3 separate regions of the Mus musculus genome follow, and regions 1 and 3 are each linked to region 2. A link is a loop called in an ENCODE intact Hi-C map of the cell type or tissue named here. Cell type or tissue: heart. All regions are shown on one strand.

Region 1 (8,000 bases), 610 kb after region 2:
GGGCCCGCGGAATGTTTCTTAGCCTTAAACGACCGTGAGCTCCAGAAACGGGACGAATGCTATTTTGAGAAAGAACCGGAAAAAAAGGGGATTGCTATTCTTGACTACCATTTCCATACGTGTGTGAAGGCTGAAGAATTTGAACAGTCCAGAATCATTAAGTTCGTGCCTCTGGATGCTTGCCGGTTTGAGCTGATGCGTTTCAAAACCTCGTACGAAGCGGGTGAGCTCCCCTTTGCGGTGAAGTCCGTAGTAACTGTCCAGGGAGCCTATGTGGAGCTGCAGGCCTTTGTCAACATGACCCCAGCAGCTCAGGGGTCACCCCATGCCGGTGCCCTGAGGAGCTGTAACAATATCATGATTCATTTTCCTGTCCCAGCCCAGTGGATCAAGGCCCTCTGGACCAGGAACCTTCAGAGGCAGAAGTCCCTGAAAGCCAAAATGAACCGTCGGGCTTGTCTGGGGAGTTTACAGGAGCCTGAATCTGAACCTGTCATTCAGGTCACTGTCGGGTCAGCAAAATATGAGAGCGCCTACCGGGCTGTGGTGTGGAAGATAGACCGGCTTCCGGATAAAAACTCAAGTAAATATCCCCCACCTAGGGTAACTTTCGTAGGAAACTGCTCGGTGTTTTCACCTACATCCTTGGGCCAAAGCAGGCAGAGACAGATGGTACTTAGAGAGATGAGTGCTTGCTCGCTTGCACAGCCAAGCTGGAGGGAGAAAACAGCCAAACAGCTGATTTATTCATTTTCTCTAGTGTTTATTTCTACCAAATGGGTGCAGCGTCTCCTGCTTCCTTCTTCCTTCCTTCCTTCCTTCCTTCCTTCCTTCCTTCCTTCCTTTCTTTCTTTCTTTCTTTCAAAAGAATTTTATTTATTTATTCCCCATTTCTTTTCTTTTTTTTAATGATACATAATTGACTTACAAAATTTACCAGTCTTAGTAGATATGGGTAACAAACCTGCTAAGAAAGATCATGGACACGTGCCTCTTCCCAGTTTCTCAAATAAAATAAAACATTTGGAATATCCATAACAAAAGAGGTAAAAAAAATATGCGAAGAAAGTGGTTAAGAAACATACTAGAATTTGAAAGCCCCCCAAGCATATAGCTTGGTAGAATTAACATTGTGAAAAAAAAAAAAAAACCTTCCTACCAAAATAATTTACTGATTCAATGAAATTACAATCAACATCCTCATCTCATTCTTCACATAAATAGAAAGAAAATCCTCGGGTTGATTTGGAACAACAAAAGACTCAGAATAGCCAATTAGTCCTAGATAAGTGTTTGTTTCTATTCATTCTGCTCGTTTTAAGTGCTAAGTGCATCTGTCTAAGACCCCAGCTTTTATACACCTGTTTCTATCGTATCATTGATTTTTAAGTTAGCCGTACTTTCAATCCTCCATTGTATCCATTTGTCCTTTTCTTCCACAGTGAGGAATCTCAGAACTCACTCTTGAATATTTTGAGTGTTAATGTATTCAACCATAGAATGGGTATTGGTTATGTGTGGTTGTCTTAGAAAGGGTGAAGGAGTTGGAGGAGAAACAAATGCGATCTTTATAAGAGTGCTTTGAAAATCTGGTGTAATTTGGTAACTATAAATTGTTATGTGATGTTGCTATTTGGTTTTCTTCTCTAGATTTTCAGCATCTGACAAAGAAGCTCCAATGTGTTTACGTCAGTCAATTCCAGGGTAGATGCCATGGATATCCCAAATTAGTTTGGGAAGCCTGGATAGCTTGAAGACTGCCCTCATTCCATCCCAGGACTGCAAAAGTCTTGGAGGACATTATATACTCAGGTTTCCAAAATTACTTGAGACTTGGAATGTTTTGACTAGAATCTGCTGCACCTAAATGTAAATTGATATCATGTCTTTTCCACTTGAACACCATTTTGTGGAGGGATCATTTGACATATTGAGGCAAATAGTCTGGAGTATTTGGTTCTGTTTTCATTTCTTCAGGTTGCCTATGTTAGTGGTACTGTGTTCATGTGGATCCTATCCTTCTTGGCTTCTTCTTTAACATATTTATTTGCTAAAACCATGCATCTCTTGCTAAGTCAAAGTTTCAAGTTTCTTCTCATGTAAATCATAGTTGTGTGTGTTATTTTAGTTGAAAGTCGATTTTATTCCATATTAGAATGGCTACTCCAGCTTGTTTCTTGGAACCATTTGCTTGGAAAATTGTTTTCTAAACTTTTACATTGAGGTAGTGTCTGTCATTGTCACTGATTTGTTTCCTGTATGCAGCAAAATGCTGGGTCCTGTTTACGTATCCAGTCTAAGTTTTTATTGGAGAATAGAATCCATTGATGTTAAGAGATATTAAGGAATAGTGACTTTTCCTTCCTGTTATTTTTGATGTTATTAGGTTTGTGTGGCTATCCTCTTTTGGGGTTGTTGAAAGAAGATTACTTTCTTGCTTTTTCTAGGGTGTAGTTTCCCTCCTTGTGTGGAGTTTTCCATCTATTATCATTTGTAGATCTGGATTTGTGGAAAGGTATTGTGCAAATTTGGTTTTGTCATGGAATAGCTTGTTTTCTCCATCTATGGTAATTGAGAGTTTTGCTGCGTATAGTAGCCTGGGCTGGCATTTGTGTTCTCTTAGGGTTTGTATGACATCTGCCCAGGATCTTCTGGCTTTCATAGTCACTGGGGAGAAGTCTGGTGTAATTCTGATAGGCCTGCCTTTATATGTTACTTGACCTTTTTCCCTTACTGCTTTTAATATTCTTTCTTTGTTTAGTGCACTTGTTGTTCTGATTATTATGTGATGGGAGGAATTTCTTCTCTGGCCGAGTCTATTTGGAGTTCTGTAGGCTTCTTGTATGTTCATGGGCATCTCTTTCTTTATGTTAGGGAAGTTTTCTTCTATAATTTTGTTGAAGGTATTTACTGACCCTTTAAGTTGAAAATATTCATTCTTTTCTACAACTATTATCCTTAGGTTTGATCTTCTCATTGTGTCCTGGATTTCCTGGATGTTTTGGGTTAGGAGCTTTTTGCTTTTTGCATTTTCTTTGACTGTTGTGTCCATGTTTTCTATGGTATCTTCTGCACCTGAGATTCTCTCTTCTATCTCTTGTATTCTGTTGGTGATGCTTGCATCTATGACTTCTGATCTCTCTTCTAGGTTTTCTAACTCCAGGGCTGTCTCCCTTTGTGATTTCTTTATTGTTTCTATTTCCATTTTTAGATCTTGGATGGTTTTGTTCATTTCCTTCGCCTGTTTGATAATGATTATGTTTTCCTGTAACTCTTTAAGGTATTTTTGTGTTTCCTCTTTAAGGGCTTCTAGCTGTTTACCTGTGTTCTCCCTTATTTCTTTAAGGGAGTTACTTATGTCCTTCTTAAAGTCCTCTATCATCATCATGAGAAGTGATTTTAGATCCAAATCTTGCTTTGCCAGTGTGATGGTGTATCCAGGACTTGCTACGATCCTCTGATCCTGGGCCTGTAGAGTGCCTGGGAGTGGAGCTTCCACTGGGTGTTGTGGGACTGGCTGCAGAGTTTGGGCCCAAGTTCTGCTCAGGGCACCGGCCCAGACAGGAAGGAACCCGTGCCACTGGTTGGGCGGGTTTCCTGAGTCCCTGGATCGTCCCTGGATCGTCCCTGGATCCCACTGGTCCCAGTTACTCCACGTGGTGTTGGAGTCCTGCTTCTAACATACTGAAAGAAATGCCATCCTAGTTTAGAGTTTGTCTGTGGTGGTACTAAGGAAACGTTTATAGGAATGGAAAGAAGAAGGAAGGAAGGAAGGAAGGAAGGAAGGAAGGAAGGAAGGAAGGAAGGAAGCCCAGGTGGACCTTCTCTGGATTGTAGGTAGGGGTCATCTCATTCTCCTGAATCTCCAGGCTTGATGCTGCTGCTCCCTTCTCTCCTGGTGCCTCTGAGCAGCTCCTTCTGGGTCAGTCTCACTGGCTGGGTGGTTACAGCTCAGTTCTGGTGAGCAGGGGTCCATGTGGGTGTCTGCATCTCCCTAGAATCCAGCACAGAGCTGGGTGGAATTTCCTGGAGATAATGTAAGTTGGTGAAGTGAAAGGGTGAAGGGGCATCCTCTCGTGACACATTCTTGCCAATGTGTGTTCACATCACACATTCTTGGACAACTCCATGATGTAGGCAGGCAGGTTCACTTTCACAAGAAATTCACAGTGATTACCTCCACTCTGCACAGACGCTCTGTTGGACCCTTTCGTACCAACAGTGTCTAAGCACCAAGGGAAAACAGCCTCAGGCTGTATAGCTAGCTGTGTGCTCTCCTTTCCTTGTGTGCGTGTCTGTGTGTGGAAATGAGAGCCAGGATTCTGATCGTTGTCTACCATGGGAGATTCAAAAGGGTAGATTTCAAAATTGATCTATGAGAACATGGTACTAAGACTTCCAAACTGTCTCCCCTGGCACAAAGACAGTGGAGGCAGCGGGTCGCCATGTGGAGGCAGCTGGGGTTTAGAAAGATGATTGTAGGCCCTCAACTACAGTTTTCTCTTCCCCGAGGTTCATCCCTGTTTCGCCCTCTGTTACCAGCTTCTTAGTTCTTAACCCTGCGATTTGGTTCTCCGACATCCTTTTTTTTTTTCAGCTCTTAGTAGCTCAGCTTCAGATATGGAGTATCTTGGGTCAGGAGGGAATGGCTATTAACCCGACCTAAGAGACTGGTTTGCGTTCCCACTCCAGAGCTGAGAAGTTACTGACAGAATAATTACTAAGGCCTGACAGTGCCCCCTCGTGGTAGGTACTGAGATAGCAGGCTTTTCTCTGTCACTTCTAAGTTTGACAAAAATGTTTTAGGCACAGTACATGTAATCTTCAACTCAAATCCTGAATAAGAGTGTGCTGGCAAACACCATAGAGTGGACAGAAGCCTGGAGAAAGACACCAGAAAGCTTGAGAGCAAAGTACTTTTTCCACCAGCTTTTTAGAAGTGACGCAGATGTCATGACTACCGTTTAAAAAGTATTAGGTCTTCAACTCTCATGCATTCCCCATCCCGTTTCATTGGGGGGGGGGGGGAACTTCCTCAAGACATTTTCCAGGACAATGTATACATAAAATTAAGTAATTGTCAGTGTCATTTTCAAGTCTAAGTCTAGAACACACAGTTCCCCGCTGGTATGGTAATTGGATATACTAGCTTAAAATCACTTGGCAACGTAGTAAATACTTTCTGTCCAAACCACTGCCTCTTCTCATTAGCCATTCTCACAACAGCCATGTAAAACTGAAAAAAAAAAACACTAAAAAACCAAAACCAAACCAAACCAAACAAACAAACAAAAAACGAAAATTGAAGAAAAGAAACTGAAGAAACTGAAGTGGCTGTGGACTGAGTGTCAGTGAACTACTGCATCCTGGCTGCTGCCGGAAGTCTACACAGGATGAAGGACTAGGAATCCTGCCTCTCTGCTTCTCTGATCTCTTTCTGTGTGCTAGTGGGTGGGTGCGTGCCTGCGTGCATATAGTCTCGCCTGCAGTGATGTGGATAGCTTACAGCCGCTCAGAGGCCGCTGTTGTCCCGTCCTCTGTGTTTGGGGTGGAGCATCTGCTGGGAACTGAGGGACAGCCTCTCCAGGCCTCTTACAGAGTCAACATTCCAATAAGAAACACATTAAAAGAATGAAAGGTGGTTTATCTTTCAAAACAAATTTAGGCAAAGTCTTTTAAATTCGTGCTTTTGGGCCCAAAGATATGCTCTGATGAAAGCTCTATCAGCAGCAGCACAGGAATTTAACCTAGCTTTTGAGATGACTTTTTAAAAATATTTATTTATTTATTATATGTAAGCACACTGTAGCTGTTTTCAGACACTCTAGAAGAGGGCATCAGATTTTTTGTTACGGATGGTTGTGAGCCACCATGTGGTTGCTGGGATTTGAACTCAGGACCTTTGGAAGAGCAGTCGGCGCTCTTAACCGCTGAGCCATCTCTCCAGCCCCCTTGAGATGATTTTTAAAAGTTACATTTATTTAAAGATAGATTAAACTAGATATGGCTAAATGCTATGAACAATGTGAGAGGCCCACGGGGCACTTGTGAAGTCAACAGAGGGCTTTACTGTTGTGGTTCGATGTTTCAAGATAAGGCCTCAGGCTGGCCTCAAACTCACAGTGTCGCCTGGGATGACCCTACATCCTCAATCCTCCTTTTCCTACCCCTTACGTGCTGGGAATACAGGTGTGTCCAAAACCTCTCTCTTTCTTACACACACACACACACACACACACACACACACACACTGTAATTCCCACTTTACCTTTCTCAGTGCACCCAGTACCCCCTGGGTTTTGCCCAGAGCCTGCCTGACTCAGCATAGATCACCGTCCACACAATCCACAGTTCACTTCTCTGACAATAAATGTTAGACTGAAACACTGAAGGCCAGTATGCCTGTCTCTGCACTGTAATCTGTTCCTGGAGAAGCTTTTCAGGACCGTGAGAGGGAATTTCAGTAGTGAAAAAAAGTGCATCCTACCAAAACAAAAAAGTGTTACATTCCACCTGAACAAAAAGAGCCCAGTTTACAAGTCAGGCTTTGAAACCCTATGACCTAACGTGAAGTTTGTCTTTGTATTATCTAAAATTAAATACTGGTTTAATCAATGACTGGGGGGGGGGGGGTTACTCAGTCTACTCAGAAAAAGCTTTTCTAGGGGCTAAAACACACTCTGGCCAAATCTGTTTCATATAAATATTGTTCTTATCTTTGGCTAGAAAACCTTTTTGATGTTTGTGACTAAAGCCATTTGTTGGAGCTGATCTGTGGTAATACAAATATACATACATACAGTGATGATACAGGTATATAGACACACAGTGATGATACAGGTATATAGACACACAGTGATAATACAGATATACATACACACAGTGATAATACAGATATACATACACACAGTGATAATACAGATATACATACACACAGTGATAATACAGATATACATACACACAGTGATGATACAGATATACACACAGTGATGATACAGATATACACACAGTGATGATACAGATATACACACAGTGATGATACAGATATACACACAGTGATAATACAGATATACACACAGTGATGATACAGATATACACACAGTGATGATACAGATATACATACACACAGTGATGATACAGATATACATACACACAGTGATGATACAGATATACATACACACAGTGATGATACAGATATACACACAGTGATGATACAGGCATACACACAGTGATAATACAGATATACACACAGTGATGATACAGATATACACACAGTGATGATACAGATATACACACAGTGATGATACAGATATACACACAGTGATGATACAGATATACACACAGTGATAATACAGATATACATACACACAGTGATGATACAGATATACATACACACAGTGATGATACAGATATACATACACACAGTGATGATACATATATACATACACACAGTGATGATACAGATATACATGCACACAGTGATGATACAGGCATACACACAGTGATAATACAGATATACACACAGTGATGATTCAGATATACACACAGTGATAATACAGATATACACACAGTGATGATACAGGCATACACACAGTGATAATACAGATATACACACAGTGATGATTCAGATATACATACAGTGATGATACAGATATACACACAGTGATGATACAGGCATACAGTGATAATAGATTTTAGAGCTGCTGGTTTCAGCCTGGCTGGATTCCTCCAGGCCATTTTGAAGTTCGCTAATGGGATTCTTACTACAGTAAGAAGCGTGTTGTAGAATATCCCTTGGCCTTTGAAGCATTCTGACTTTTTGGTTTGGCTTCTTCTAGGTCCTGATCAGCCCCATTGTCTGTCATACAAACTAGAACTTGGGTCAGACCAGGAAGTTCCCTCAGATTGGTATCCATTTGCTACTGTCCAGTTTTCCATGCTTGAAGCCTGTGCCTCAAGGACAGAGGTGAGGTCTCTGGGAGTGGAGAGCGATGCCCAGC
Region 2 (8,000 bases):
AACCCACCACTTGGCAACTGTTTCTAACACAGTTGGGAACCACCTCAGCCTTTTCCAAAGTAAAAGTACTCACGAATAAACTGAAATTAAGACAACATTTATTTTAAACTTTATTTTTTTTTAACCTAAAGCAGAGGCATTTAAGATAGAGAATCCAAAGGTAAGTATTGTAATCTGCTTTTGAAAAGCAGGTTTGCCCTGCCATACAATATGCAGTCAGACCATTCTCGCTATATTTATGTTACAAAATTTCAAAACCTCACCATTCAGTAAGTACAGTGCTACATAGTACCCTGCAATGATGTATTATATATATATATACAGTGCTACATAGTACCCTGCAATGATGTATTTTATATATATATATACAGTGCTACAAAGTACCCTGCAATGATGTATTTTATATATATACAGTGCTACAAAGTACCCTGCAATGATGTATTTTATATATATATGAATGATTATTAAGCATAGGTAAGGGTGTGTGCTTGGCGTGGGGTCAGAAAAGGTGGTGGGTGCTCTAAGGCTGGAGGTGCAGGTGGTTACGGGGGTGGGGGGAGGATGTGGATGTGAGGAACAGAACTCAGATCCTCTGCACAAGCAGCAATGACTGCTGAGCCATCTGCTGGCTCCCATTTTATTCTTACAACCATTCAATATTTAACTGAGGCTGGAGACAGCTCAGCAGTTAAAGAGTACTTGTTCACACAGTGGACCCAAATCCAATTCCTAGCACCCACACAGCAGCTCACACGCATCTATAACCCCAATTCCTCCCTTTGGCCTCCTCAGGGACCAGATACACAACTGATGTCATCACCTAAACTGCATACATGAGAAAAGATAACTGCTAATGCCCCTGCGTCCTATCTGCTCTCTTTCTTCCAATAAAGTAGCTGTCTTAGATGGTACCAGCTCTGCTTAGCTGTCTATAGTTAACTATAACACAGTACAATTCTAGTAATGTTTCTAAAGAAAACCGAACCAAACCAAACCAAACCAAAACCCAAAAATACCAGCATCACTTAACAAGGCAGCCATGACTGTACAAATCTTCAATGGCTAAGGCAGAAGGATAAGCAGTTTGTGACCAGCTAAGGTTTTATTTGCTAAATTGCTAACTAAAGCACTATCTAAATACAAACTGTACTAAGTATTATGAACTACACTTATTGCCAGTAGTATTTTAGAGGCTTGTAGAAAAACTACAATGTAATGGGGCATAGAAGAAAATCCGTATTAACTGGAGACTCTTTAGTACAACGTAAAGGTACAAGTTCTACAAAGACTGGCCTTTGTTTAGAATCTGGTATTAGTCCTGCTCTGTTCAGAAATTTGTGTGTTTGTGTGTGTGCACACGTATGGAAGATATACGGTAATGGCCTTTATACTCTTTTTCAAATTGTTTAAAATATTTTGACAGCGTCTCTCTGACTTTGGAGCTCACTCGCTGGCCAGTAAGCTCCTGGGGCCTCTGTCTCTGCCTCTCCAATACTGGGATTACAGACCCATGCTGCTGGGCCTGTATTCTATGGTTACTGAAGATCTGAACTAGCTCTTCATGCTTACACAGTGAAGTATTTTACCAACTAACTGAGGCATCTCCTGACCTTAGTTTCTCAATCCTTTTGTTTGTTTGTTTGGTTTTGGTTTTTTTGAGACAGGGTTTCTCTGTGTAGCTCTGGTTGTCCTGGAACTCACTCTGTAAACCAGGCTGGCCTGGGACTCAGAAATCCGCCTGCCTCTGCCTCCCGAGCGCTGGGATTAAAGGCGTGTGCCACCACTGCCCAGCTCAGTTTCTCATTCTTGAACTTCATTTTCCCTTTGTCTACAAAATGGAAATAACTAAGTAGGCCACAAGTTGGCTCAGTAGGTGACAGTGCTTATAGGATGACAATCTGAATTCTTTTAATGCCCAGAGTCCATGGTAGAACAACTATGGAAAGATGTCCTGACCTCTTATACACACACTCACACACACATTTTAAAAATGGAAATGTGTCAGGGCTGGAGAGATGGCTCAGAAGTTAAGAGTGCTGGCTACTCTTCCAGAGGTCCTGACTTCAATTCCCAGCATCCACATAGTGGTTCATAACCATCTATAAGGAGATTCAGTGCCTTCTTCTAGTATGAAGGCATACATGCAAGCAGAAATCTGTACACAAATAAATCTTTAAAAAATTTTTGAAATGTGTCATGGTTAGATATCTTAGTAATTATTATCTAGCTGATAATAGTGCCTGGTAAAAACAACATCTCAATACTAGCTATTTACCTAACTGAGGTGGGACACTGAGTTCGAGGCCAGCCTGATCGGAAACAAACAAACAAAACAAAACAAAGCAAGCAAGCAAGCAAACAAACAAACAAAAAAACCCTACCACGTGGAGGCAAGTCTTTCAATTAAGACAACAAATTTCCAAGTCTATATGCCTAATAGTACATGCAAATTTTCAAAGACTACAAAATAAGGGCACAGCAGTTAACTGTAGGTACTGTCCCTGCAGAGGACCTGAGTCATTACTCACAACCACCTGTATCTCTAGCTATACAAGGATCAGGTGCCTCTAGTCTCTGGGGGCACCTATATTCATGTATAGACATGGAGACATTTGTTGAGACTTATACCTGGAAATTACTAAACAAAATAATATACAAATTGCTACACTAGACAAAGTACAAGATAGATCATGTAAGACTTAAAGACTATGACTACAAAATACAATGCTGTATTTGTATTGGAAATAATTTATATAAAAAGAAGCTATACATAGGCATATGTATATGCACATGTGTATATCACAGAAGAGATGCAAGGGTGATTAGAAGTTAAAGCTAGTATAAGCTACAGAGTTGGAGTTGAGATGTAGCCTGAGGGAAATGAAAACCCTGTTTAAGAGCTCTGGAGAGGGGCTGGAGAGATGGCTCAATGGTTAAGAGCAATGACTGCTCTTCAGAGGTCCTGAGTTCAATTCCCAGCAACCACGTGGTGGCTCACAACCAGAGTGGGATCCGATGCCCTCTTCATGTGTCTGAAGACAGCTACAGTGTAGGCATAAACATGAAGTAAGCAAATAATTTATTTTTTTAAAAAAAGCAAGCTCTGGAGAGATGACTCAGCTAAGTTAAGAACACTTGTTGGCCCTACAGACTACTCGGGTTCAATTCTCAGAAGCTACATGATGGTCGACAGCCATCTGTAACTCAAGTTCCAGTGCACTTCGTCTCTTCTCTTTGGGCGTTAACCAAGCACATGGTGCACATACATTCATTTACACAACACACACATAAAAATAATCATAATTAAATCAGTTTTAAAAATTAAACAAACAACAACAAAACAACAACCCTGTTTTGGGGCTGAGGGAAAGGTGCTAAATACATGCAGTTTAGAATTATGGGGGGAGTGTTTATTTGAATGGACAGCAGTGGAACTATATAGGTAAGAAACAAGCCTATGTAAGATAAAAAAATAGGTGTTCAAAGACAAGAATAGGCATAAAACATGACTGGAGGTGTGGGGACGAGTGGGCCTTTCCCTCAGGAGCCGTTTTCATGGAGACTCTGTAAGCGAAGTCTTTAGAAACTTACAGGCACTGGGCGAATATTCAAAACCAGCAGAAGTACAAAAGTATTTGTATGCAAGTCTATAGTCTCTGTCAGATGCAGAGATCAAGGCAGATAAATTCAATTTTGTGCTTATATGGGCAAAAATATTAAACGTATTTTAATCTCCTTACAAGTTTTATCAATGTAAATGGAACATCACATTACAGAACAGCAGATGGCGCCAAAATGTCACTTAAAATGCTTCTCTTGGGTTACTATAAATGAATACAATTAATTGAAACTGAAGGTGGGACCCAGGACCCATCATAGTAAAATGGAAGAATATAAGTCAGAATAATAAGGTATTAAGCTTTTATGTGGCACGTTATTTTAAGAGAGGCCACATGAGACAGTCTGCCTGACTCTCGAGTGCTGGGATTCTCTTTTTCTTGCTGTCCTGTCAATTTTTCTGTCTGTCCACCAACAGTACAGAATCTCTTTTTTTAATAAATCGACAAAACAAAACATCTATATCTATTTTTAAAGTAAACAGACACTTAATGGAAGACTTTGTGTTGTCGCCCCCCCCCCCAACAATAAAGTATATAGGGTTTTAAACTATGTTAGGTTGCACAGAAAAGTCAATATTGTTTCTGTCTCTTGGTGTTATAGGATTTCTGAGCACTTAATTCCAAATAATTACAATATTTACAATATTCTCTGGGTAGGCAAGAGGCTTAGTGCTAAAGGCACTTGCTGGGCAAGGCTGGCAGACACACATCTCCTCAGTTTGATCCCGATTTTACGCACACGTGCACACAAACCCACACACTAGCCCCCTCCACACACACATACCGACACACACTTAAAAACTTCTACCACTGTTCCAATTGGTTAGCTCTTGCCAGAAGTCACATAACCAGGATATTAAAAATTGACTATTTCACACTGATGGCTAGCAAATGTAAATGTCAATTATGAATATAAGATTTTAATCCCTATCTTAATTAAAAATTTTACCCTGGAATCTGACCAACATTAATCAAAAATTTAGCCTTGGGGTCAGCAAGACAATGTCAGTGGATAAAACACGGCACAAGCCTAGAGACCTCTTGCTCCCTGGAATCCAATAAAGGTGGCAGGAGAGAGCCAGCTTCAGAAAGTTGTTCTCTGGCCTCCATGGTACCACAGCACCACAAACACTTCAGAGAAAGATAAAAAGATACGACAAACCATAATCACATAGTCATTTTGCTCCACTGGAAAAATGAGGGGTTCCCCACCCCATTTTTAAGGCTGAGACTTATGGTCTCAAACTCAGCTGCACACCGAGTGGCCTGCAGACCATAAAAACATCTGATCAGCCACTGCAGCTGATCTCACACACCTACTACCATGGCGGAACAGGTAAGCCCAAGCCAATCTCAGGCAGCATTTCGTCTTATGGAGGGGAGAACGTGGAGGTTGTGAGATGGCAGATGGAACCCAGGTGAGCACTGTACTGTGCCGTATTGTAGGGAGGAAAACCAGACTGCCATGCTGACACACTGCAGCTGTGGAAAGTCAGAAACAACACTGGCTCGATGAGGCTTTTTATGTTTAAATGCTGGATCAGATTTAATTTACACCCGAAAGTATTTTGAATTTTGAAAAAGCTCCACAGCTTAAGACAGAAAACCAGGAGTAACACAGACCCATGGAAAACCAGGAGTAACACAGACCCATGGTATTAATGAAATCAGGCAACTTGGAGAGATGTGGAGAGCTGAGAGGAAGAGTGAGAATAACAACGCAAATTCAAGTCTCAAAACATGCACAATGTATACTTCTGTCTTTGGATCCTCCCTTAACAGCAATTATCACAGTCCCAGGCCTACTACTACTAATCAGCAACCAGGACAATCTTGTTCAGAAGACTTAACATTAACGTTAGTTCTGAATATAAGATGTTTTGCTGCATTAGAGTCTGTGTCAATGTAGGAAATAAAATCTAAACTGTCAAACTATAGAGCAGACAACAATGACCAGGCCAGCAGAGGCACGCCTGTAACCCCAAGAACGTCCCTAGTCAGAGAGTGAGGCAGAAGACCAAGGTTTCAAGGCAAGCCTGGGCTACAACACAGGGAAAGCCTCATCATAAAAACAAAACAAAATAAAAACTTTCCTCAATAAGCTAATTATTAAATAAGAATTCTACAGGCAGTGGAGGCGCAATGCCTTTAATCTCAGCACCTGGGAGGCAGAGGCAGGCGAATTTCTGAGTTCAAGGCCAGCCTGGTCTACAGAGTGAGTTCCAGGACAGCCAGGGCTATACAGAGAAACCCTGTCTCGAAAAAACAAAAAAATCAAAAAACAAACAAACAAACAAAAAACTACTTAAGCCTCTTTTTGGGGGGTAGGGTAGGGGGAGTGTCCTGAAATAATCAGTCACTAATTTTATAGAATATGTTCTAATTTAAGGTTGGCAGATAACACAGCAAATAAAAATATATTTTAATTTCTAGTTAAATAGCTCATTTAATGGGTCTGAAACAACTCAGTTATAGAAACCTTCAGTGCACTCTATATACTCTGATAATGAAGGCATTAATTTAGTAGGATGCCCTAAATATGATTTAGGCTTCTAATATAGGAACTGTCTCAGTCAGGGTTTCTATTCCTGCACAAACATCATGACCAAGAAGCAAGTTGGGGAGGAAAGGGTTTATTCAGCTTACACTTCCATACTGCTGTTCATTACCAAAGGAAGTCAGGACTGGAACTCAAGCAGGTCAGGAAGCAGGAGCTGATGCAGAGGCCGTGGAGGGATGTTCTTTACTGGTTTGCTTCCTCTGGCTTGCTCAGCTTGCTTTCTTATAGAACCCAGGACTGCCGGGCATAGTGGCGCACACCTTTAATCCCAGCACTCGGGAGGCAGAGGCAGGAAGATTTGAGTTCGAGGCCAGCCTGGTCTACAGAGTGAATTCCAGGACAGCCAGGGCTACACAGAGAAACCCTGTCTTGGGGGAAAAAAACAAAAAACAAAAAACAAACCCAAAACAACAACAACAACAACCTAACTGGGGTTATAGTACAAAATTGTTCAAGTATAGATTAATTTTTTAAGAAATACAGCATCTGGGCTGGCGAGATGGCTCAGCAGGTAAGAGCACTGACTGCTATTCCAAAGGTCCTGAGTTCAAATTCCAGCAACCACATGGTGGCTCACAACCATTCATAATGAAATCTGATGCCCTCTTCTGGTGTCTGAAGACAGCTATAGTGTACTTATGTATAATAATAAATAAATCTTAAAAAAAAAAGAAATACAGCATCCTTCACACAAAGATAAATCTAAAACAAGATTTACAGTTTTGTTTGCTATTATTAAACAAATAATTAACAAAAATAGTCTATTTGCTGGAATCTTAAGCTTACCTCAGTTAAAAAGTTATCAATTTGGTCATGTTTACAAAAGCATGTGAATAAAACTTCACTGATATTCAGTTTGTAATACCAAGTTAATTATAATAAATAGAATCCATCCTAAAAAGTATTTCTATTCATTAAATAAGTTAGCTGTGTGCTAGGTATGGTGGCAAATGCTTAAAATCCCAGCACTTGAGGCCCAGGCAGGCAGGCAGGCAGGCAAATCACTATGAGTTTGAGGCCAACCTATTATCCACCAGGCCATGATATTGAGACCCTTTTTCAAAAACAAAATCAAAGCACAAAAAAATTAATGTGTTGTTTATAAACAATAGTGGCTTCTGTCAAGATTGAGTATAAATCCATAAAAGTTAGGTAAATAGCTAGTTTATTCAGTAGGTCAATGGCAGATATATACATTAGGGATTTTAACACAAAAGAATGGAGAAACCAGAACACACTTTCTGCCTGTTTTTGCAAAATGTTTTTGTTGTTGTTTTGTTTTGTTTTTCTGTGTAGCCCTGATTGTCCTGGAACTCACTCTGTAGACCAGGCTGGCCTCGAACTCAGAAATCTGCCTGCCTCTGCCTCCCAAGTGTTGAGATTAAAGGCGTACGCCACCATGCCTGGCCTTGCAAAGTGTTTTTGTTAAGTAACATATGCTGAGATGTCTAAATAAAAACACCCGTGTACTTTATAGTTTCATCTCGACCTCCTACACTGTAACTGAGCACAGGAGTATAGCCTTCGCTGTACACATGAACCGCCATACTATCAGTAAGAGATCTGAAAACAAAGCACACATATGCACAGCAGCAGCTGCTGTGGTCCATCTGTGACCGACCACAGGTGATGGAGGCGATGAGCATCTAACGACCTACACGCTGCTGAATAGACTCGGGGCTATGCCCTCTAGGACACATTCTTAAGACCAAAAAAAAAAAAAAAAAAAAAAGCCCTTCCTGCCATTTCCTGCTAGATGGAGAGCTGAAGCATGTATAGATAATTTGCAACATAAAACTTATATTTAAGAGAATGCAGTG
Region 3 (8,000 bases), 230 kb after region 2:
CTGACAACCGGAGTTCAAGCCCCGGGACCCACATGGTGGAAGGAGGGAACTGACTCTCACAGCTTTTCTTCTGACCTCTTTATGAGTACCATGGTAAGTGTACACACATATACACAAATAAGATAATATGTAAGATATAAGTATAAAAGGATATAAACTTAACGTTTCAACTGTATCTTTTAAAAATTATTTTAAAAGATTTATCTATTTATTTTCTTTTATGTGTGAACATTTTGCCTGTATGTGTGTCACAGAAGTCAAAAGAGGGCATTGGGTCACCTGGAACTGGAGTTATACATGGTTGTGAGCTACCTCGTGAGTACTGGGACTCAAACCCAGGCCCTCTACAAGAACAGCCAGTGCTCTCTGGCTTTCTCATCTCTCCAGTCCTTCATCTCTGTCTTGATGTTCTGCTTATATTTATTTTTTTTTTCTTTGCTATTGTCTGAATATTCTAGTCCCTCTACTTTTTTTTTTTTCAAGCCCTTAACTTCTCATCTGCTGGTGAAGCTGTTTTGTTTTTGTTTTTGTTTTGTTTTTGACTCACTACGTTTTTCATTTCCAAGATTTCTCCTTGAGTCTTTTGTAAACATCTCTCTATTGACCATCCTTCTCAAACCCTGTACTGTTTTCCTTTATCTACTTGTTTTTCAGTGTTTTCTGGGAAGCACACCTGGAAGGTTACTTGGCAACCAGCACCTTCATCTGCTGAGCCTTCTCAGCCAGCTCACTGGCCCGAAGCTTTTCCTTCAAGCTGGGAAACACAGAACCCTCTCAAGGGTTCCTCCGAGGGCTCTAAGTTCCTCCAAGTGCAGAGTCCTTCTGCTCCACATCTGTTTCTGTCTCTGCTTTTCCCACCACGTGACTCTCTTGTCCTTTTGTTAACCCTCCCCCACTGCTGTGCTGTTTGAGCTGAGCTCTCTATCTCCTGATAACCAGAGTTTCTGCATCTCCTGGAGCCTTCGTCCAGTCCTGAACTCCAGTGTGTCAACCTGCATCTCTGTGAAGCTTGCTCCTGCCTATTTTCATTCTGAAGTGTGCGGAGAGTGAAATGCTCACTTCTACTCTACCTGTTGATCTAAGGCTGTTCTCCTCAGCCCCGTGCTCTGCCTCTACTGTCAGATGTCATGTGCTGAGCAGCCGTGCTTCACAGAGCCTTTCCTCCATAACACTCTGCCTCACCCCCAGCCGGAAGCAATGGACTGAAACCTCTCAAACCATGAGTAGAAAAAAAATTACAGTTGTTTTTCTCAAGTATTTTGTTATAATGATGTGGCACTCACAAGACAAGGAAGAGGTATGGTTATTACAGTTCAGTGGTTGGCCAGCTTGATTTTGGAGGCAGAACCAACCCACATGAACAAGGCCCTGGTTTCTGGGTGGGAATGAAAGATAGGCACACACTTGCTAACAGAAGCCCATTCAGGGTCTAGTAAAATTCTGATAACCCCAACTTTTTCAAGTTTCTTTTCATACCCAGAGTCTTTTTTTTTTTTTTTTTTAAAGAAGCAATTGTTTACTTATGCTCTTTCATAGGAAATGTAACCGAGATAAGTTTAAAACAGTCACTCTTTTTTTTTTTTTTTTTTTTTTTTTTTGGTTTTTCGAGACAGGGTTTCTCTGTGTAGTCCTGGCTGTCCTGGAACTTGCTCTGTAGACCAGGCTGGCCTCGAACTCAGAAATCCACCTGCCTCTGCCTCCCAAGTGCTGGGATTAAAGGCGTGCGCCACCACGCCCGGCTCTCATACCCAGAGTCTTAGTTAGGGTTATTATTGCTGTGATCAAACTCCAGAACCAAAGCAATTTGGGGAGGAAAGGAGCTAACTGGCTTACACTTTCACATCACAGTTCATCATTGAAGGAAGTCAGGACAGGAACTCAAGCAGGGCAGGAACCTAGAGGCAGGAGCTGATGCAGAGGTCATGGAGGGGTGCTGCTTACTGGCTTGCTCCCATGGCTTGCTCAGTCTGCTTTCTTGTAGAACCTAAGACCACCAGTCCAGGAGTGACCCCCATCTACCATGGGCTGAGTTCTCCCCGTCAATCACTAATAAAATGTCCTACAGGCTTGCCTGCAGCCTGATCTTACAGACCCGTTTTCCTCAACTGAGGCTCCCTCCTCTCAGGTGATTTCAGCTTGTGTCAGTTTGACATAAAACTATTCAGCACGTCCAGTCTACCAGGAAGGGGCCTGTGATTGCCTCACCCAAACATAAGTGCCTACACAAATCCAGGCTTTCTAGAAAGTGACAGGAAAAGGAGATGTTAAAAATTGTCTTCAGCCCAGCATAAATGAAAATAAATGGCCACCAAATTGACAAGAAAGGCACAATTTGTAATCGTTTCCCAACAGGCAAGTTCCCAAAATCCCACCAGCTGTACAGCACGTAAATTGTCACGAGCTGATGTAGTGGAATGCTGTGTGTCATAAGGAGAACTTGACTTTGATGACAGAAGCCAAGGACAAAAGAGGACGTAGCACACGATTCCATTTATACCATGTGTAAAATTTCAAGTTAATTTGTGCTCTGGCAGTGGAGATGTTGTGAGCCCTGGGGTATAGTGAGTGACAGACTGGGACAGGGACTGCACCTCTGTCTCCCTGCTACTGTGTTTAGTGTGAAAACTCATGGCACTGCCGACACATGTACTTTTCAGGGTGTAAACAATACTTCAATACAAAGTTAAAACTATGAGATACGGGCTTGTGAGATGGCTCAGTGGTTAGATGTGCTGACTGCTCTTCCAAAGGTCCTGAGTTCAAATCCCAGCATCCATATGGTGTCTCACAGTCATCCATAGTGAGATCTGACGCCCTCTTCTGGTGTGTCTGAAGATAGCTACAGTGTACTTATATACTAAATCTGGGCTGTTGTGAGCAGAGTTGGAGCGTGCGGGGCCAGAACGAGCAGAGGTCCTGGGTTCAATTCCCAGCAACCACATGATGGCTCACAACCATCTGTACAGCTATAGTGTACTCATATACATTAAATAAATAAATAAATCTTTTTTAAAAAAACCTATGAGAGACTTACAGATGAGATCTAATTTATACGTTAGCTTGTTCTTGTCTAGCCATCTGTATGTAACAGCGCTTGCTCAAGTGACCTTGTAAATATAAACTTAATCTTTCAGATCTACAGATATGGAAATGGAGATCCCAGAAAAATTAAACAACACAGCGTCTCATGGTTGTCAGGAAACCGAACTGAGATCATTCAAGGTGTGCAACCTTCAAATCTCTTGCTAGTCATGGTCTGTTTTGCTAGGCAGATTCACAAAACTTTTGGTTCCTCTGTGTGTAGCTCAAGAGCAGTGGTTCTCAACCTTCCTAATGTTGGGACCCTTTAATATAGTTCTTTATGTGGTGATTGTCAGCCGTAAAAATATTTTGTGGTACTTCATAATTGTAATTTTGCTAGTTATGAATGTAACATAAATATCTGCTATGTAGGCCATGTGATATCCAACTCCTGTAAAAGAGTTGTTTAACCCCACAGGGGGTCGCGACCCACAGGTTGAGGATTATTGCAGGAGCAATGGGCACTGAATAATGGTGCCTGGTCTGAATGGTCCAGGACTGGACACGTGACAGAGTCTTAATGATGTTCCTTCCCTCTTTTACAGGGAAATGGCATGGGCGGAAATGTTTAGGGCACTTGTGGGTCTGCTGCACTGCCTATCCTTAGACAGGGTGACCAGGTGACAGCCACGGCGTTTGTCTCCCACCACTGGAGGAAAGCCTATGAGGGTAGGATTAGAGACATGAAAGTTAGACTTCTGGTTTGGGTCTGAATTCCTTGCTGTTCATTCTTTGAACGAGTGAGGAGCCGAAGTAGAGATAAAAGTGGGCTAGAGACCGATTGTGTGAAGGAAAGTTCCCAGCAGCCAATGTCCTAATATTGTGTGCGGACGTGCGTGTTCTGTGCTCCCAGCTTGCATTCTTGTTGGCCCTTTATGTCATCTTAGTCGGCCTGAGCTGTAAGAGTGTTTGTACTGGTTCCTGCTTAGATCCAAGGCAACCCTTTCTGAGCTCTCCTACACTTAGAAGGCTCTCAGCAGCGACGACCGTGTACCCTTGGGATTCTCAAGGTTTTCTCCGGAAGCGTCCCTATCAACTCTACATTACACATCACGGCAGCGATGCGACACCTAATGGCCAAGAGAGAAACTCCAGCCTGCGCCCCTCTCAACAGGGGGCTTAGGGAGTACCCCGAGGAGGCATTTTCTTTTCTTCCAACTTCAGGTTCCTTGTACCCAGCTTGCAGAGTCCATGTCCCGGATGCTGCCAAATCCACTCAACTCAGCCTTTAATCACACCCTGTCCTGGAGTGCGCTCAGTTCCATGTGCAATCACTTAAAACCACTTTACCCAAGAAGGCCAAGGTTTCCAAGTGGGCCTTCAATCTGCCCCGCTTCTTTTTCAGATGGGGAAACAGACGCCAAGGGCCAAGGGAACGGCTCAGCCGCTAAAAGTGAGATTTGGATCAGAGCCCAGATCTCCTGAACATTCCAGCCGTTTCTATGTATTTCATACAGAGGGGGGTCTGATACACGGCAGGTCCTCCACGGATGCTGCATGGATGATAGCTTCCTTGCCACATAAGTGCATTTCTCGTAGTGATCTGGGCCATCACCCACTTTTACACCTGTCAGGATTTCTGACCATTCCAGCAACACTCTCCCTACGGGTACCACCATCTTTTCCTCTTACAAAGCAGGTAGCATAGACTCAGGAAAGACAAAAGGGTCCCTCCCAGAATCAGATTAGCTTAATCACTGAGCAGGTGTGAGGACCCTCTGCTTCAGTGTTTCTCAGACTTGGACCTGCCCCCAAATCTCTAGGGAATCTGGCTGAAATGCCGACTCTGACTCAGCATTGTGTGTCCTTTCCTGGACAGTACTTTTTGTCTGTAGATGCATTAGGGCAAATCTTGCCCGTGGCGACCTTGGCACAACTGGAGCAACTCCATGTGGAAGTTACGATGCTCGGTATCTTCTTTGAACCACGAAGAGGATACTGTCAGGTGCTGGTATGTCTCTTAGTCAAAATTCTAATAACAATGAAATTATTACAAATGGCATATTCTGTGGACTTCTGATGTTTTTGAAGAATATATATATGAACTGTTAAACCTGGACTACTTTTAGCTATTTCTATTTGAATAATATTGAAAACACTTTATTATAATTAAATCAGAATCTAATACAACCATTAGTTTGCTCTCTGGCCCTTAACTTCTGTTACTTAATCATCCTAAACTGTTTGTAACAGCAGCTATAGGACTGGGGGTCAAATTCTTAAATGAGTTGCATAGGCACAATGCCTATCTAAGAGTAACAATATTAATTTCAATTCTTGTATCAATATACAAAGATTTATACCAATGAAAACCTTAAACCTGTATCAATATACAAATTCTGTACCAATGTAAGAAATTATAACTTCAATTTTGTATCAGTTATAGAGATTTCTATCAATGTAAATAATATCTATACAATGCTTTATTTAAGAATAAATTTAGCACCGGGCATGGTGGCACATGCCTTTAATCCCAGCACTCGGGAGGCAGAGGCAGGTGGATTTCTGAGTTCGAGGCCAGCCTGGTCTACAGAGTGAGCTCCAGGACAGCCAGGGCTATACAGAGAAACCCTGTCTCGAAAAACCAAATAAATAAATAAATAAATAAATAAATAAATAAATTAATTTAGTAATCTGCTCATATTTACCCGCTTCATCCTCTCATCATGCTTCCATGTGACAGGTGCAGGAAGGTAACGCAGGGCTTTGATTGTCAGAGTAGCTGGGAGTTGCAGTCTCATGCATGTTCCCAGGTTCCTGTCTACTTGTGCTATGATAGGCATCTTCTGGGAGCTCCAGTTTTCTCACTACAGAGTAAGAATAACAAGAATTAACCATGAAGCTTTGCTGCGCAGGAATGAGCTAGCCCCAACTTACTGAAGAAAGGAGCTATTATTAATATGCAGCATATGGACACACAACATATGCATTCTGAATGAATGAATGAATGAATGGGCACAAGGGAAGGTTGGGAAGGTTGGCCCAGGTCCCCTAAACTGATGAGCAACTTCTTTGAAATTATGCCTTTAGGAATTTGTTATTTGAGATGAGAAATGGGTAAAAAGAAAAACTCAGAAAGGTTGTATGAGAGACTCCTGCGTGGCTGGCATCCAAGCAGCAGGATGGACGGATAAACTTCCCAACTCTCCAAACCACACAGGCCGAAGCTGTGCACTGGAGACTTCCAGGATGCCAGATCTCTTTCATCCAGAAGGAAGGAGACGGAGTGCTCGACACAGCTCCTTTCTGTGAAGATAGAACATTGGTAGAAATCTTCGTATATTGATACAACATTGGAAATGACCATATGTTGTTACTGCCTTGGGAGTGGAAACTCAGTTATGAAAGGGATTCGGCTACGAAGTACTAGGACTGAGTCACTCTCGGCTAAGACTGGAGATTTCTTAAAACTAGAAGCAAAGCTTGGGAACTTTCTTGTCTCTGAAAGGCTGATAGGCTTCAGCATTAAAATCATATAATCAAAGTTAGGTGCTTTAATCCCAGCACTCAGAAGACAGAGGCAGGCAGATCTCTGAGTTCAAAAGGCTAACCTGGTCTACAAAGTGAATTCCAGGACAGCAAAGGGCCTGAAACTCTGTCTTGAAACAACCAAATATCTACACATATATAATATAGTTAATTTTTCCTGAATGCCTGTGGTAACAAACAATAAGAGTGATTATCTTGAAAACTATTTGTTGCCCGGTGGTGGTGGCACACGCCTTTAATCCCAGCACTTGGAAGGCAGAGGCAGATGGATTTCTGAGTTTGAGGCCAGCCTGGTCTACAGAATGAGTTCCAGGACAGCCTGGGCTACACAGAGAAACCCTGTCCCGAAAATCCAAACAAAGAAAGAAAGAAAAAGAAAGAAAGAAAGAAAGAAAGAAAGAAAGAAAGAAAGAAAGAGAGCTATTTGTTCTCTAGATCAAAATATATCCATCTTACTAATGTTACTACTTTTTAAAAACAGAGATTCATTATATACATTTTAGCAGAATACAATAAATACTTATTATACTAAGTAACAATAATCACAATAATTCGACTTGTAAAATAAAATACAATTAAGGTGGCCCAGGTGCCCAGTAATGAGTTTGAAGTAATGACTCATAAGTGCGAAGACTTCCCTGACTGGGTTTCTAACGTGATTACAAGTGGGTCATAAAAGTGAGTGTGAGAAACTAGCTTCCCAAACCAGGATCACCATTTACTGGAATCCATGAGTTCAGAGTAAGGCAGTAATCTTCTGGGGAGAAATGACTACTGTTGACTCATTAATCCAATAACTCTGTACTAATTACAGTGCCTCAGTTTCCCTATTTTATGAAGTTGTCACCTGCCTGCCGCTCAGTTGTGTTTGGAAAGTCCAGGGAGATAATAGTGTGTTTTGAAAATAAGGAATACATTATAAATGCTAAATAATAATAACAATAATAACAGGGAGTCTCTAATGACAGGGGTCCTTTAATAATACTCATCGAGTGTAATAGCATCACTAACCAGTAGGAACAAGACAGAGTGCGTTTGTCTTCTTAATCATCAGTTTGTCTCATGGGAAATTGGTAGAGAGAGGACTGGCGCCTCACACCGAGCCCCCACAGGCTTGCCAACCCGGTGACTCCTGCCCTCCAACTAGCACCTGCTTCGTTTCTCTTTAAGAAGGCGAGCGGTGTAACAGAAAGAAGGGGACAGAGGTATCCCAGCTCACATCCTAAGCCCAGAGAACAGGATTATAAAGTTTCAGTCCATAGCTGGTTGTAGAAAGAAAAGAAAAATAGGCTTGAGACCAAAGAGAGCAAAGGGCTTAGGGGGACGAAGGACCAAGGTAGCCACGAGGTGGCGACAATCCAGCTGGAAAGACCCGCTCGGGTGGCATAGATGGTTCGCAACCGAGGAAGGAACTTCCATAGACACAAAGA

The links. Hi-C counts contacts between places; a loop is a spot of excess contacts. Peaks named below come from ENCODE experiments on the same cell type or tissue, not always from the same donor. Only the 100,000 strongest peaks of a DNase experiment are listed, where the experiment ranks them.
Region 1: a loop joins it to region 2, with 3 times the contacts of the local background. A loop is called at or near these places in 4 of 42 quality-filtered maps.
Region 3: a loop joins it to region 2, with 7 times the contacts of the local background. A loop is called at or near these places in 22 of 42 quality-filtered maps.

The regions. Positions count from the first base shown.
Region 1 is chr17:88,636,500-88,644,499 of GRCm38, forward strand. Ston1 (stonin 1) reads left to right here. Exons shown (of 4, transcript NM_029858.2): 2 at 1-583; 3 at 7,839-8,000. Among named protein-coding and RNA genes, the nearest start is that of Gm38460, 13 kb to the right of the region's middle. In heart, CTCF peaks have their summits at 248 and 4,748 (motif pointing left); a DNase peak (open chromatin) is centred at 4,772; H3K27ac peaks cover 239 bases.
Region 2 is chr17:88,021,601-88,029,600 of GRCm38, forward strand. The region is part of intron 1 of Fbxo11 (F-box protein 11); the gene reads right to left. Among named protein-coding and RNA genes, the nearest start is that of Fbxo11, 40 kb to the right of the region's middle. In heart, a CTCF peak has its summit at 3,778 (motif pointing right); no DNase peak of the experiment used is centred here.
Region 3 is chr17:88,247,969-88,255,968 of GRCm38, forward strand. Gm31615 (a long non-coding RNA gene) reads right to left here. Exons shown (of 7, transcript XR_877113.1): 4 at 5,730-6,327. Among named protein-coding and RNA genes, the nearest start is that of 1700116H05Rik, 56 kb to the right of the region's middle. In heart, CTCF peaks have their summits at 2,840 (motif pointing left), 4,163 and 7,907 (motif pointing right); DNase peaks (open chromatin) are centred at 4,153 and 7,923; H3K4me3 peaks cover 1,027 bases; H3K27ac peaks cover 825 bases.